Regions from separate parts of the Homo sapiens genome. Here region 1 is linked to region 2. Evidence: read pairs that join two places in POLR2A ChIA-PET (ENCODE). Cell type or tissue: MCF 10A. All regions are shown on one strand. Links, peaks and the distances in the headings refer to the core of each region. The heading gives the core; the rest is flanking DNA.

Region 1 (8,262 bases), core at 1-8,000, 180 kb after region 2:
TTGCCGCACTGTCTTTCACAATGGTTGAACTAATTTACACTCCCACCAACCATGTAAAAACTCCACAGCCTTGCTAGCATCTGTTGTTTCTTGACTTTTTAATAATCACCATTCTGACTGGCATGAGATGATATCTCACTGTGGTTTTGATTTGCATTTCAGTGACGCTGTGCTTTTTTCTATATGTTTGGTGCCCGCGTGAATGTCCTCTTTTGAGAAATGTCTGTTCATGTCTTTTGGGCCCTGTTTAATGGGTTTGTTAGCTTTTTTATTGTAAATTTAAGTTTCTTGTAGACTGTGGATATTAGCCCTTTGTCACATGGATAGGTTGCAAAAATTTTCTCCCATTCTGTAGGTTGTCTGTTCACTCAGATGATAGTTTCTTTTGTTGTGCAAAAGCTCTTTAGTTTAACTAGATCCCACTTGTTAATTTTTACTTTTGTTGCAATTGCTTTGGGCATTTTCATCATTAATTCTTTGCCCATGCCTATGTCCTGAATGGTTTTGCCTAGATTTGCTTCTATGGTTTTTATAGTTTTGAGTTTTACATTTAAGTCTTTAATCTATCTTGAGTTAATTTTCGTATAAGGTGTAAGGAAAGGGTCCAGTTTCAATTTTCTGCATATAACTAGCCAGTTCTCCCAGCACCATTTATAAAATAGGGAATCCCTTCCCCATTGCTTGTTTTTGTCAGGTTTGTTGAACATCAGATGGTTGTAGGTGTGTAGTCTTATTTCTGAGTTCTCTATTTTAAAACATATTCATTAATATGACACATTACCTTCAAGGTAATGCAAGTTTCTGCTTTGGTCTAGCAGAAAGTACAATTCTGTACACACACACAAATTCATAATTTATTCAATATAAGTAAAATATGCATGTCTTTTGGTCTTTCAAAGAGAAGTGTTATAATAATTGTAATCATAACTACTGTTTCTTGAGCACATTATTGGACCTCTGTCTGATACTACCTCTCATCCTCAAAACAACCCTGAAAGTAGGTGTTACTTCCATTTCACAGAAGACTTGTCACAACTATATGTGGTTCCATATTAATAGCTGCAACCCACTCAAGGAGACAGGGTAACAGTGATCATTTAGTGAACATCTACTATGTCCTTGCACTGTGTCAGGCCCTTTATACTTATTTTTTCATGTAATGCTCACAGCAACTTGCCAGGATAGGCAATAATGTCCCTATATTAAAGATGCAGAAACTGAGGTTCAGAGAGGCCAAGTAATGTACCCCAAATCATAGAGCCAGTGAATGGCCACATAGCTGGGTTAAAAACCTGGAACTGCCTGACGCTCAAACACTTACCTCGTCTCTAAAATATTTCCCATAAACCAATGGCATCCATTTCTCCATGTCTTTGTTCAAGCTGTATTCTCTTCCTAGGATGACCTGCCATGCCTAACCTCCCCTCAGTCTTCACGGCCGAGCACAAATATTACTTCTTCAGTCCCAACCAGCCCAGGCAAAATTCGTAATCTCAGCACAGGTTTTTGCCACTAGTCTAACACTTATCACATAGTATTGTAATTATTTGTATGTATTTCTCTGCCATGAAAGGTTAAGAAGACCTTGAGAGCAAAAATTGTTTCTTATTTACTCTTTTTTTTTTGAGACAGAGTCTTACTCTGCTACCCAGGCTCGAGTGCAGTGGTGCAATCTCAGCTCACTGCAACCTCCACCTCACGGGTTCTAGCGATTCTCCTGCTTCAGCCTCCCGAATAGCTGGGATTATAGGTGTGTGCCATCACACCTGGCTAATTTTTGTATTTTTAGTAGAGATAGAGTTTTGCCATGCTGGCTAGGCTGGTCTTGAACCCCTGACCTCAAGTGATCTGCCCACCTCGGCCTCCCAAAGTGCTGGGATTACAGGCGTGAGCCACCGCTCCCAGCCTCTTACTCACTTTTCAGTTCCCAACACATAGTGCATAGCTTGGCATATATGTTGGCACTTCATATGCTAATTGGTGGCTGATGTAATAACCCACATCAGCATGTTATAAACTAAAAGGACCTCTAAAAAGTAACAAAACCAATTCCTCCTTCATCTGTTGGGGAATTACATTTTTTGCTTATTTTTATTTATTTTTATTTTTATTTTTCTGTTTTAAAGACCGTCAGAAGAGTGATTGCTACAACCTCTTCACCTTCTTTATTTCTGATTCTAGCCCCCATCCATGCATGTTTTTTCTCTCTGAGAAAATGCTCTTAAATTTTCAAAAACATGAAACATAATTTTCACAAAATCTATCTTTATTTTGGCTGTTTCCTGGTTATCTGAGCTCTATGTGGCACAAAAATTTATTTCTACCTCTGAAGTCTCACTACAGATAGAGGGCTTTTCCTTGCCATAAGATATGTGATGACCCCAAGGGTGCACATTGGTCTCATAAGGAAGGAGCAGATGAAGATGATGCTTGGCTTAGTATTTCAGACAGAACAAATGCATGTGCACTGATTTGTACCTTCTAATCAATTACCAATGCTTTATTTCCCTATAAGAAGAAATATACATAAATGCTTTGATTCTCATTTAACAGATTGGAAAACTAAGAAACAGAAAGAGTAAATGATTTGGCTCAAACTTTATTGTCCTAGAGTTTAAAATTCAATTCAAAATTTTCACCTTCCGGACTGCACTCAAATCCAAGGCCAATTTTTCAGAAAATGGGTTGCAGCTCTAATATTTTCTTTATCAAGATAATCAGGTCATCCCTTTAAATAACTCCTTTCTTCTTTAGAAGTGACATTAATATACAACTATCCTGAAAGCTTATATGCAAAACAAGCTAATAAAAAGATCTGGCTTTTTTTTTTTTTTCTGAAGTCTTTACTTAATAAGGATATTCACAGATAATTGGCAATACTGTCTGGACAAAGAGTTACAGCTTCGTCGTCAAAACACATAGCCTGCTTGTGCAAATTAGCTTAAGAAATTTCCCATTTCTAAGAGGATAGGCCAGCTGCCAGCTCTTTAAGAAAGAAAAACACACCCTCTTAGAACACGAGTCATTAAATATTACATAAAGGGTACGTACACACACACAGGCATTTTAAAAAATTGCTCAAGACCTTCCAAAACGTCTCTTCACCACACATAGGGTACACATTTTGTCAAGATCAAGTTGTTTTTTTTCTTATGCATACCACTTACCAATAGTATTGCTACATGAGAAGGCTAAAGATGTACTGTAAACAAGAGTGCCTAACAGACAGAGCAGATGACTCAGAACTGATTTTGAAGTAGAGTTTACACTTGTAAGTTGAACTTAGTGCCTGCACCTGCTTACTTGTCAGCCCTGTTTTGAAAACAGATTGGCTGACCTTTATGCCTATAGTTATTTTCTAAATCTCATACCTGAAATGCAACCTTCTTAGAGAAAGAAGACCTAACCAATGTTTTTAGCACAGGTGGATTAAAATGGCCGTTCTTTGGAAATGTGGATTGAAAGTGTGAACAAGGACAGAAGTGTGCCCACCAAACCAAAACACAAGACCAGAGGCAATGTGACTTGCCAGAACTCAGCGTGGACATTTGAGTGGCTCCTGTCCAGTCCATGTCATAAATGAGTGCAGTGGGTGCCTTTATTCTTTTTACTGTGAACACTCAAAAGTATTGAGACATTACAAGCAGAGAGATAGTTAACAATTGAAATAAGACCAAAATAGTTCCAAAATCTAAAGGCAAAGGAATTCAGATGTCTCAACATGCTTCCCTAAAAAGCGAGTTCAAAGTACACAATAAAAAATAAGAAGATAACTGCTTTGATTTACAAGAATATTTCATTGATTTGCTTCTTAATTGCTTTGGGACAACAGATTCCTCAGAACAATGTCATATTTATTTTTCTATGTTAGCCAGAAAGTGAAAAAGAACTACTGAGTTGGAACAAGAATGTTTTCCCTTTACAAAATTAATGATTTCATCATAAATATTATGGTAACACTTTCCAAGAGTCTCAAAGTTTAATCCATCATATTTTTAGTAGTTAATTTAACAAAGTGGAATCTCAACTTTCAAATTCCTTTTCTTTTATATTGGAAGAATATTTGCCTATTTCATACTACTTTTTTTAAGCTTTTTTTTTTTAAATAAAGCACTTTTGGAAGGAAAATTTGCATATGTTTTTCAGGCTAAATCTGCTTCTTTTTAAAAACAAAAACTAATCTTAAAAAAGTAAATGCAGACAAGCAATTAAAAGGCTTTCCTTATTTGAAAAGCAACTTTTTCTCTCGTGTGGTTTATCAGTGAGCTCAAATGGACTTATATTGATAATTAAAATGATCTGTAGGGTCTTGCCCTAGTTAAAAAGCCACGTTAAAATGTGAGTGCTTGATATTAAAAGTTACACTTCCGGCCTGGCGCGGTGGCTCACGCCTGTAATCCCAGCACTTTGGGAGGCCGAGGCAGTTGGATCACGAGGTCAGGAGATCGAGACCATCCTGGCAAACATGGTGAGACCCCGTCTCTACTAAAAATACAAAAAAATAGAGGGGCGTGGTGGCGGGCGCCTGCAGTCCTAGCTACTTGGGAGCCTGAGGCAGGAGAATGGCTTGAACTTGGGAGGCGGAGCCGAGATCGCGCCACTGCGCTCCAGCCTGGTCGACAGAGCAAGACTCCGTCTCATAAAATAAATAAATAAATAAATAAAATAAAAGCTACACTTCCACCTAAGTATAATGCAGCAGCTGTGAAATGGTGGGTGATGAGGACATTGTTTCCTTACATTAATTTTTTTTTTTTTTTGAGACGGAGTTTCGCTCTTGTTGCCCAGGCTGGAGTGCAGTGGCGCGATCTCGGCTCATGGCAACCTCCGCCTCCCGGGTTCAAGCGATTCTCCTGCCTTAGCCTCCCGAGTAGCTGGGACTACAGGCGCCCGCCACCATACCGGCTAATTTTGTATTTTTAGTTGAGACGGGGTTTCTCCATGTTGGTCAGGCTGGTCTTGAACTCCTGACCTCAGGTGATCCACCCGCCTCGGCCTCCCAAAGTGCTGGGATTACAGGCGTGAGCCACCGACCCTGGTTCCTTACATTAATTCTTATGAGGGACATCATACTGAGTTTTTGTAGAAGTGCAGAGATTTCAGTTGGTTTGTTTAGTTTTACGGGGATGACACAGGGGTGGGAGTGGGAGTGGTTTATGAAAGCCGTTGCACATTATGTTATTTATTAATAAAAATGCCTTTAAAATGAATTGAAGTCAGGAAAGGCAACAATAAAAACTCTTCTATCACAGTTCTAAATAATTGTACAATAAGTAAGATTTTGCTACTAAAACAAAAAAATTCTTCAATCTCTTTGGATGCTTCTCAAAGTTCTCACAAGTGATCTGAAAGTTACACAGAGAAAAGAGAATTTTTTACATTGAATATATAAAATTGTTTCAATAAATATTTAGGGCACTACAAAACAACTCACTAAAAAGTTAAAATTCCTCAAACTAAGTTAACTCAGTCAACAAATTTGTTTGTTTCTAATCTGGTTGTTCAGTCACACAGATGTTTAAAAAATATAAAAATGTTAATATAACATGATAGTTTTTCTTGATTATAAAATTAATAAGTATGCATTATTTTAAGAAGGAAATTACATAACAGAGAACAACGCTTTTACAGTTGGTTTGGGTTCTTATTTCATAATATGTGTATCAATTTGGAAATTTTCTTATTAACTTCCTGTGACCACAGTGGAGAAGTTAGCTTATTACACTGGTCTACATCTCTCAATTTTTAGCAGTTACAGCACTATTTTAGTTTCTCCATTGGTTACCTTTGTTATTTAAATAACTTTCTTAAACCACTAGTTCTTTTTATTTAAATCCTCTTTTCAGCTTGTGAAATAGGTCACACGCCAAAAAAATACATAAAGCAGAGATGTATTCCAAAGCAAACCTCCCTGAAATGGCTACTCAGGTCAAATAAAGGAGTGTCAGTCCCCAGAAGGTTCCTGCATGCCTCTCCAAGGCATAACTCACTCCCTTTTCCTAAAACATAAAACTCTTCTGACTTCTTTAGTAATAACTTCCTTGCTTTTCTTTATATTTTTGCTATCCAAGGATGCATCACTCAACACTATAATTTCACCTGTTTTTGAATTTTATGTAAATAGAATCATACACTATATATTATTTTGCATCAGGCTTTTCTTAGCTCAGTATTATGTTCATGAGATTCACTAATATTGTAGCATTCAGCTGCAGTCCATTAATATTCACTGCTATATAGAATTCCATGAGAGAGAGCCTTACAACTATTTATCCATGCTCCCATGGATGAATATTTTGGTTGTTCCCAGGTTTAGGCTATTGTGAATAAAGCTGTTATGAATTTTCTTATACATGTCTCCTGGTACACATGGGCATATATTTCTTTTAGATATATACCTAAGAGAGAAATTGCTAGGTCATGAGGTATGGTATCTTTAACTTTAATCAATAAAGCCAAATTGCTTTCCAAATTGGTTAAGCTAGTTTCTCTTTTCACCAGCAGTGGAGGAGAGTTCCAGGAGCAATCCTTGCTCTTTTTCAGTCTTTTTAAATTTTAGCTATTTTGAGAGGTGTGTAGTGGTACCTCTTTACTGTTTTAATTTGTGTTTTTCTGGTGGCTGAGATTGAATATCTTATCATATGCTTATTGATCAACTAGTTATATCCTGTTTTGAAGTGGCTGTTGAAAACTATTTGCTCATTTTTCTATTAAGTTGTATTTTCTTATTGGGGTGTATAAGCTCTTCAGATATTCTGGATATGGGTCCTTTGTTGGCTATAACAAATATTGATTAAACATGTATTCCAGATATTTTCAAGTCCATGGCTTGCCTTTTTACGATTTTTTAAATTTTACTTTAATTCTGGGACACATGTGCAGAATGTGCAGGTTTGTTACGTAGGTATACGTGTGCCATGGTGGTTTGCTGCACATATTGGTCTATCCTCTAAGGTCCCTCCCATCGCCCCCCACCCACTATTTTATTTTTAATGTTCTTATTTCACTGTAATCAAATTCATCAATCCTTATCTTAAAGGTTGGGGCTTCTTAATGTTTAATATGTTTTAAAATCACTCTCCCATATAGAGATTATGAATCTATTTTTTCTGTATTATCTTTTAAAGCCTTACTGTTTTGCCTTTGAAAGGGTCTATAATTTACCTGGAATTAATATTTTTGTTTACAGTGTGCAGTGAATTCAGCATTTTCTATTTTTTCCAGATAGAACATCCTCTTCCACACTGCTCTCAGGATCATTTTTGTCATTGCTATTTAATTTGTCATTACTATTTCAATTTTCAACAGATTCTCTTGATGCCTCATTTTATAAAATGAGAGCATTTGCATCCTTACCACTTCTTCCCTCTTCCCTATTTACTTTTCATTTTCCAAAATCTGTCAGCTAGAGCTTTACTTTAACATCATCAAAGCTGAGAGTGTTTACATTCTGTCCTTAATCAGGATTAACTCCTCCATGCTTTGTGCATCGGTTTATTTTAAAAGCTGATAATCAATAAACAAATTTTGCATTATTATGACTATTCATCACATTATTCATCACAGAGCCAGAGAGTGCTAATAATTACATTCCCTTGACTACATTTCTGATCCTGTAATCATTGTGTCACTCAAAAGAAAATACACTAGCACCAAGGTTAAATAGATTATCCTCTCTAATATTTTACCAATGGCTGAAAAAGATCATGTTTTAAATTATTTCATATTTGGAACATGACATTCTGGTAAATGTTATGATTTAGCTAGAGTTTCTGGCTATTCATTTTTGCTTTGTTAAGACTCATAGGTTTTTTTCCACCATATCCTAATATTTTGCAACTTTTCATTAGCAGCAGCTATTATCTGAAATATACTCCATTCATTTCCTTGAAAATAGACTTCTGTAAGTCTGCTGATTACTCTCCTAAATTAGACTAATTTTCTTCTTGGTCACACAACTGTTATACTTGGATGCTGTTTTAATATTCCTCTAAGCTAGTACTACCATTCGTATAGCCCTGGGAAGACTTAAGACAACTGCAAAGTTAGAGGGAACACAGCCCTATACTTGGATGCTGTTTTAATATTCCTCTAAGCTAGTACTACCATTCGTATAGCCCTGGGAAGACTTAAGACAACTGCAAAGTTAGAGGGAACACAGCCCACACAAGACCACCCTCAGGGCAGGTGCAGTGGCTCATACCTGTAATCCCAGCACTTGAGAGGTCAAGGTGGGAGGATCACTTGAGCCCAAGAGTTCGA
Region 2 (8,414 bases), core at 140-8,139:
AGTACTTGAACTCCAAAATGCTAATCTTTCACCAATCATTATGCATTATTTATGGGGCTAAAGTATTGGAATAAATTCATTTTTTATGTATTCCAAATAGCATAAAAATTCTTTTGAAGTTAGGATCAAACTGTTTTACAGAGTTATCGAACTTTTGCAGTGAAAGCTGGACTTTCTGCAAATATAGAGAGAGGCAGAGGAGAGTGAGCAAAAGTTGTTTGCCACCCTGAAACCTCTGACTGAGGATGGGGCATCATGCTAGCATCTCAGGTTTGACTTGGACATCATTTAACCCTGAATGAGATTCTAGTTTTGAAGAGGTGTTGTGTTATCAGTAGATTCATGTTCAAAAATCTGCCCACCCTGCTTCACTTTGAAGAGACACAATTTAATGTTAAATGGAATTTTCCAAGGCCACTAGATATTTTTGTGTAAGGAGGAGTTGTTTGTTTGCTTGTTTGTTTTTCGTCTGGGAATTCAAGCTTGGAGCAGAATGCCAGTAAGTTTTTCTCAGTTGTGGTATATATCAATTAATGAAGTAAATGTGACCAAACTTAACTCTGTGTATGTGCTTGTATGTGTGGTGTATGCACTGGCATGCACACACACACACACACACACACACTGCTTCACTGTCAGATTTAGAGAAGAGGTTTGGAAGTTAGTGTCTTCAATATCTTAAAATGTACATAGGAAGAAATTAAGAGACTGAGGCAAGACAGTGCAAAACCCAAAGCCAGGTTGGATCCCTGTACTCAGTCAGATACCATGAGCAATGTGAGGAAATGAGAAGGGTGTGTGTAATAAAACTGCTGGTTGAGGAAGATATGAGTAAGGCTGCACAGTGAGCTGATAGTGAGGTTTCTGGGAAAGAAATAAGGCAATACTTTGGAGTAAAGAAACAAGGAAAGAGATAAGACTATATAGTAGGAAAAGATATAGTTCCCCATGCTTCTTAAACTTTGAGAAACATTTAGAGGCCTTCATAAAATGCATATTCCTGGACCCTACCCCTGAAGAAACTGATTCAGTACGTCTGAGATGGCACTCAAGTATTTGTGTTTCTACCAAGATCCCAGGTGACACTGATTCTGCTAGTCCACGGACCACGCTCTTTTAAATAGCAAAGCTGTAGATGCTGACAGATCTGAGTCAGAACCCCTGCTTAGCCATTTCTTAATTGTGCACCTTTGGGAAGATGACCAAGGCTCTCTGAATCTTGTTTTCCTCATTCTTTTCTTTTTAAATTATTTTATTTTTAAATTTTTATCTATTTATTTATTTATAGACCAGGTTATGAGACTGGCTAATTTTCGTATTGTTGGTAGAGACAGGGTTATGCCATGTTGCCCAGGCTGGTCTTGAACTCCTGGGCTCAAGTGATCTACCCACCTTGGCCTCCCAAAGTGCTGGGATTACAAACATAAGCCACTGCACCCAAGTATTGTTTTCCTCATTCTTAAAATAAAAATAGAGACTGCATAAGACTGTTGTGAAGATTGAATAAAATAACATATTTAAAGCACCTGGGACGTAGTAGCAACTTCACATACACTTCCATTTTTATCCCTTCTGAGTACAGAAATAGGGAAAATAGAATCATGACCCAAGAGGGGCTCCAGGAAAAAGGGGAGGGGGCTGTGTGTCTAGAAGCTAAAGCGGTGGTTCTCAACCCTGGACTGGCATCAGAATCAACCGGAGAGCCATTTAGAAGTGGAGATTTCCTTGAGTCAAAGGACTGAGTGGAGTCTACAAGGCTTGCTTGGAGCCTGGGTGATTCTGGCGCCAGGCCCGAAGTTGAGCCCCAGGGACATATAGAAGTGTGAGTCAGATTTCCAAGGCAGAGTCCTGGAGAGCAGAGACCAAACAGGTGAAGCCAGGAACTGAGAAGACAAAGTTTTAAACTCATGAGCAGTAACAGAGTTAGGAGAAACCAGAGAAAGAAGCTTGCAGATAAGAAAGGGGAGTATATTAAGGATCAGTGTGAGTAAATACTTAGGTTACAATGACTTGCACCTTTAAAAAGTTAAATAAGCAGGTTATAAGTAATGTGATTACAACTCCTCACTGTATAGAAAGATTCAGCTCTGCAATCAAATGGATGCTACTGATTTTTCAAAGTAGACAAGATAGCATAAAGAGGTAAAAAGAAACTGGGAGAATTCCAGAAGCCCTAGATCCTCAAAAAGCAATTCCCAATTTGAGCTACTCTCCCCAATCCAACCACAATAGTAGAAACTGGAAATTCATCCAACGACCAACATCGAAAGGAACTACAACTGGGGGAGTTTACGATTCTGAGATGCCCCATTCATTCTATTCTTCTTTCCCCAGACCCTCAGGCACCACTACAGTGTGTTTCTCAGAATGCCAGAAATTGAGAAAGGCTGCGGGTGACATGGTTTCCTTGATAAATATGAAAAATGACATGTATTATAACTCTTTGTTGACTATGCCCTAGGCACATTAGCATATTTAATACTTTTAAAAAGCTCCTCTATTAGAAATCCTTATTTCAGTAAATGCTTTTGTAACCTCCCTCCTGTCACTAGCTCGTCAGAGCACACACACTCCATAGAAAACAGTCCTACGGCAAAGTCTGTAGTTGCCGCTCCCTCTGCCTGCCCCATTGCCAAGATCTGTAACTAAAAGCTGCACTGTCTAAATGCAGAGTTGTTCGGACTCCAAAACACTTCCTGTTGAAAGGAAAACTTCTCTTGGCTTTCAGATTCATTGCTTGCGAAGGAGGGATAAGAGCATCACTTGTTTGTCAGTTGGCTTTCATCATTGGTGCAGTTAGTTAATAAGCAGACAGTATGTTAATAACATGGACATACCTGCTTGAGACTCTCTGCCCCCGTAGGGAGATCAGAAAATACACACACACACACACACACACACACACACACACACACACGCGTGCGCGCGTGCACAAAGGAGGGTGGAAACAAGTTATTAAAGAGAAGATAATGTGCTCAAAGTCCTTGAGGAGGAAAATAAAATTACAACCAACAGGCCGGGTGCAGTGGTTCATGCCTGTAATCCCAGTACCCTTAGGTGGATCACTTGAGGTCAGGAGTTCAAGTCCAGCCTGACCAACATGGTGAAACCCTGCCTCTACTAAAAATACAAAAATCAGCCAGGCATGGTGAGGCATACCTGAAATCCCAGCTACTCAGGAGGCCGAGGCAGGAGAATCACTTGAACCTGGGAGGCGGAGGTTGCAGAGAGCCGAGATCGCACCACTGCACTCCAGCCTGGGCAACAGAGTAAGATCCCATCTGAAAATAAATAAATAAATAAATATAAATAAAGAATAAACTAATTAATTTCTAAAAATTACAAGAGGCAGAGCCCAAAACACAGCATGCTGGCTGCGTGAAGACCCATAACTCAGTTGGCATGTTTTTCAGCAAGCTATTACTCCCCTCCCTTGAAACTCCAGCTTGTAAATATATTTATAGCTGCTCCACACAATATGCCGGATACTAAAAAAAAAACACTGAGTCATTGTTCCTGGTGAACCAGTTTTGCAAGAGTTAATCTAATCCCTGGCATGAAGCTCAATATGCTTTGCCAAAAGCTTCAGCAAGGAAGAATCCCGCTTTTGGCCTAAAGGTTAGCTGATCTCAATCAGGCTGCTACAGAAACTCAGCATTTATTGACAGGGCACACTGTTTTTGATCTGTCTAGAAATGGAGGCATTATGAAGTGCACTTGCCAGTACCTGTGTTAATTGATGAGTCTCTCTTTTACACAATCATAGTAAGTGCCCTGAGAGTTTTTGGCTTCTTGTTCCTTTGCTCCACCCGTCCCTGTGTGCTGAGGCACAACAGTCCACTGGAGTGGGAGTTTCCAAATCAGATGTGTCAGCTTTTCCTAACAACTCGCAGAGTGATTAAAGAATTTTAAAGCAAGTAATTTCACTGTGACTCCCCTAGGTTATGAGCAGCCCAAGAGGAGGAACAATGGTAGCTCCAGAAGTTCTAACAGGAAGAGGAAAGGGTCAGAGATTTTATTAAGAAAAGAATTTTGGAGGAGTAATCAGCGGATTTGACTTGAAACAATAGCTGCAGAGTAAGTACATTATTTATCCTTAAATTGTATGCTGTAGCTTCATTAAAAAAAAATAGCAAACATTTCCGAGAATAATTTCTGTAAGATTGAAAAAAATCCCAGTTGGCCATATTGCAGAATAACACCAAGGCTGGTGAGTAAAGCACGTTCCAGGAGGTAGAAATTGGGAGTCCAGGGCACCGGGCGCGGTGGCTCATGACTGTATTCCCAGCACTTTGGGAAGCCAAGGCGGGTGGATCACGAGGTCAGGAGATCCAGACCACCCTGGCCAACATGGTGAAACCCTGTCTCTACTAAAAATACAAAAAAATTAGCTGGGTGTGGTGGCGCATGCCTGCAATCCCAGATACTCGAGAGGCTGAGCAGGAGAATCGCTTGAAGTTGGGAGGGAGACAGAGACTGCAGTGAGCCGAGATCGTGCCACTGCACTCCAGCCTGGCAACAGAGCAAGACTCCGTCTAAAAAAAAAAAAGAAAAAAAAAAAAAAGAAATTGGGAGTCCAGGGAGGGGCTGGTCAAAACCCATCAAGCCATCCCTTGGCATTGGGCAGGAAATGTAACTGATTCATCTTGACATCCCAGCTCTGTGTACAGTCGTTGGCACAAGAAGGAGCTCCGTAAATGTTTATTGAATCAAAGAGGTGCTGAGCACCTAAAGGAGAGGAGGAAGGGAAGGTTCGAGAAGATAGAGAAGAGAAAAGAGGGTCAGAAAGGAGAAAGGGGAGGGAAGAGAGAGGAGGAGAGAGACAAGAAGGAAGGGAGAAAGAGGAGGGGCTAGAAAAAAGACCATGACACAGTTGGCCCACAAGCTGAGAGTATTTATGGTGCTCTAAGAGGTCAAGTATATTTTTACCCTCTTGGCCAACTAATACAGTTGTTAAATGTCACCATGATCACAGCTCTTGCTCTATAAAACTGGATATATGTTTTCTCACATTAGAGCTGTTTTCTAGAGTTGATTTCCTACAGCTTAGTTTGACATCTTAATGAAGATTCCACCACGAGTATGCCATCTCCTCAAATGGTGCCATCTTTTCAGGCACAGAGGAAACCTGCCTTACTTCTGCAGACATTACCATCAAAAACATTGTCATTGTCCTGGGTCCCCTTCCCCAACGAGTTATTTCTGTACTTCTGAAAACTTGTTTAGCTGATGGGAAAACACATGTGAGCCTAGTTTGTGTGTGTGTGTGTGTGTGAGCCCAGTTTCAACTGGCCCTCTTTCCTGACTCATAGGAACCAATCAGAAACTTGTGTTCTGCAGCTCTGTCATTTCCACTCCAGAGAAGAAAAATGTCACAAGCCCTGGATTGTGAAGTAACAAAGTGAGCAATACAAAATGAGCCAGAGAAAGACCAGATCAAGGACCCAGGGCCACCCCAAAAGCTGCTGTGACCCCATGTCCTTCTCATATGAGGCTTCTTTGTTTCAGTTAGTGTCGCCTTCTGGGCAAGAATGGACCAATGAAAGGCAAACCATCTGTGTGTGTGCTTCTCTCAGATGCCCACAAAACTCCCCATAGTTGTTACCTTCTGGGAAGCTCCGAATGTTGTCATTGTTCCTGATTTTCCTATTCGAGAGATTTGCAAATTTAACGACATGGTATTTAATCTTTAAACCTTATCAGGCCAGGCACAGTGGCTCACACGTGTAATCCCAGCACTTTGGGAGGCCGAGGCGGGCAGATCACCTGAGGTCAGGAGTTCAAGACCAGCCTGGCCAATATGGTGAAACCCCGTCAGTACTAAAAATACAAAAATTAGCCGGGCTTGGTGGTGGGTGCCTGTAGTCCTAGCTACTCGGGAGGCTGAGGCAGGAGAATCACTTGAACCCGGGAGGCAGAGGTTGCAGTGAGCCGAGATCACGCATTGCACTCCAGCCTGGGCAACAGAGCAAGACTCCATCAAAAAACAAACAAACAAAAAAACCTAATTTGCTGTTGTGGAATATCAACACAAATGGGATAATACAAGTACACCCTTTGTACAAGCATCTTATTATTTGTCTCTATATAAGTAGAAAGATGGAGGTGAAAGAGTGGTCAAGGAGGGGCTGGGAGGGAAAGCATGACAAAAAGAAGGACTGGGGCCTCACGACAGTTGGCCACCAGCTCTGGTCACCACACCAAACTCAAGGCACTAAAATCATTCCATAAGAACATGGGGCACTGTACTAGCTCTGGTCCTGACTTTCTAGGAGCCTAAGCTTTATGGTGGAGACAGATGAGTGAACAGTTACAATGAGGGAGCAATTTCAACAATGGGGGTGAAGATGGGGAGATCAGCAGCGTATGTGGGGACTAGTAGGAATGTATGGTCAGAGAATACTTCTCAGAGAAGCTGACTTCTAGAAATTCACCTTGCATGCATCTTACTTCTTATGACCCCCACTGCAGAGCAAGGATGCATGTAAAAAGTGACAAGGAAGTAACCATTATCGACCTTAAGTTAACCTGGCATTCTGTATCAGCCCAGCTTCCTGTGGTTAGCAGGTGGCCTTTTACAATCGCCCTCTGACATTTTCCAGTTGATCCCAAAAGCTAATTCCATATTACCAGGGGAAAGAGTGATGTTAAATGCCTTTTATAAAAAAGGAAGCATTTATTGAAACTGAATCATCAACTTTAATCTGGGTTGCTTTCTGAAATGGGAGCAGTCTCTGCTGCAATATTCAGATATTGGCCTTGCTTTCCTGATAGCACCATATCTGTTTCTGAGCCAAGGGATCAGTCAGGATGGCAACCCATGCTGGAGCAGCCAAGAGCTTGGGCGCCCAATTAAATGGAGGTCACTCATCACACTTCCCTATTTGTGTTCTTTAACCATCTGTACTGGAGGAGACCCTGTTCACAATTCTTTCTGTTCTCTTTTACTAGCCCCAATCCTACCATTTCAAAAATGCTTTGTTTCCAAAGAATATCCATATGGAGCATGGAGCATGGCCACTCTCTAATCAGAATAGCAAAAAGTAAATTAAAAGGAACAAGATCATGGCTTTTGCAGGAACATGGATGGAGCTGGAGGCTATTATCATCAGCAAACTAACGCAGGAACAGAAAATCATATACTGCGTGTTCTCACATATAAGTGGGAGCTAAATTATGAGAACTTATGAACACAAAGAAGAAAACAACAGACTCTGGGGTCTACTTGAGGGTGGAAAGTAGGAGGAGGGAGAGGAGCAGAAAAGATAACTATTGAGTACTGAGCTTAATCCCTGGGTGATGAATCATCCGTACAACAAACCCTCTTGACATGAGTTTACCTATGTAACCAATTTTCACATGTACCCCCTAACCTAAAATAAAAGTTTAAAATAAAAGAAAAAAGACAGTAAAAGGGAGAAGTTCTCAAAAGAAAACATTTGACATAAATGCCACTAAAATATTGCAGTAACAGAAATCCTAATTAAAGGGAGATGAAATGAGTCTGTTTTTCTCCGAGAATGATTTAGAATCATTATAAACCATATAAATGAGAACAAGACCAGCCACTTTTGGCTAAGCCACCCTGTACAGGAATCTATTGCCTGCCCCCTTAATGGTTTAAAGCAAGGTATGTTCTCTTCCAAAGTTTACGCACAGGACTTAACAATTGCCCCTTTTGTCCTTCATTCCAGGTCATCGTGGTAGGTAGAAATGCTGGCACAGCATGCTAATGTCATCATGTACTGTGAGGTCTTTAGTGGGTGGTGGATTTTGAGGCTGTGCATTTATCCTACCGCCTCTTATCCTAGCACCCCTATTTAGAGGAGAACACACTGTCCATCTGCTTATATAGTTCTTTATTCTGAATTAGCCTTCATTTTCCTCAAATTTATGTTAGAACAGGTATGACACTCAAAATTCTGGGTTTGAGGGATAAACGTGAAAAAGATTTCCATAAAGTGAAGTATCTGAGAGAAAGAAGAGTTTGATGGGTTATGACCAGGCACATATCATGTGGTCAAAGTATATGAATAGAAAATGCATAACAGAAAAAAACCAATGGCTCATGCACATCTGGAAAACAAAATTCAACCTCACTAGTTATCAAGGGAAATGCCTCTTTAAACAATAATGAGATAGCATTTCATAACCAACAATATTGACAATTATTTTATTTTATTTTATTTTTGAGACAGAGTCTCACTCTGTCCCCTGTGTTGGAGTGCAATGGTGTGATCTTGGCTTACCACAGCCTCCACCTCCCAGGTTCAAACGATTCTCCTGCCTCAGCCTCCCGAGTATCTGGTATTACAAGCACCCACCACCATGCCCAGTTAATTTTTCTACTTTTAGTAGAGACAGGGTTTCACCATGTTTGGCCAGGCTGGTCTCAAACTCCTGATTTCAGGTGA

The links. Peaks named below come from ENCODE experiments on the same cell type or tissue, not always from the same donor. Only the 100,000 strongest peaks of a DNase experiment are listed, where the experiment ranks them.
Region 1: POLR2A ChIA-PET joins it to region 2 with 14 read pairs; 6 of 35 experiments call an interaction of 5 or more read pairs at or near these places.

The regions. Positions count from the first base shown.
Region 1 is chr9:72,391,707-72,399,968 of GRCh38, reverse strand. No RefSeq gene overlaps it. Among named protein-coding and RNA genes, the nearest start is that of ZFAND5, 31 kb to the right of the region's middle. In MCF 10A, for the core only: no CTCF peak of the experiment used is centred there; a DNase peak (open chromatin) is centred at 3,118.
Region 2 is chr9:72,572,769-72,581,182 of GRCh38, reverse strand. TMC1 (transmembrane channel like 1) reads right to left here. Exons shown (of 24, transcript NM_138691.3): 2 at 3,160-3,281. It overlaps LOC101927191 (a long non-coding RNA gene), which reads left to right and starts at 3,654. Exons shown (of 5, transcript XR_242619.5): 1 at 3,654-3,765; 2 at 3,942-4,077. In MCF 10A, for the core only: no CTCF peak of the experiment used is centred there; DNase peaks (open chromatin) are centred at 1,802 and 3,552.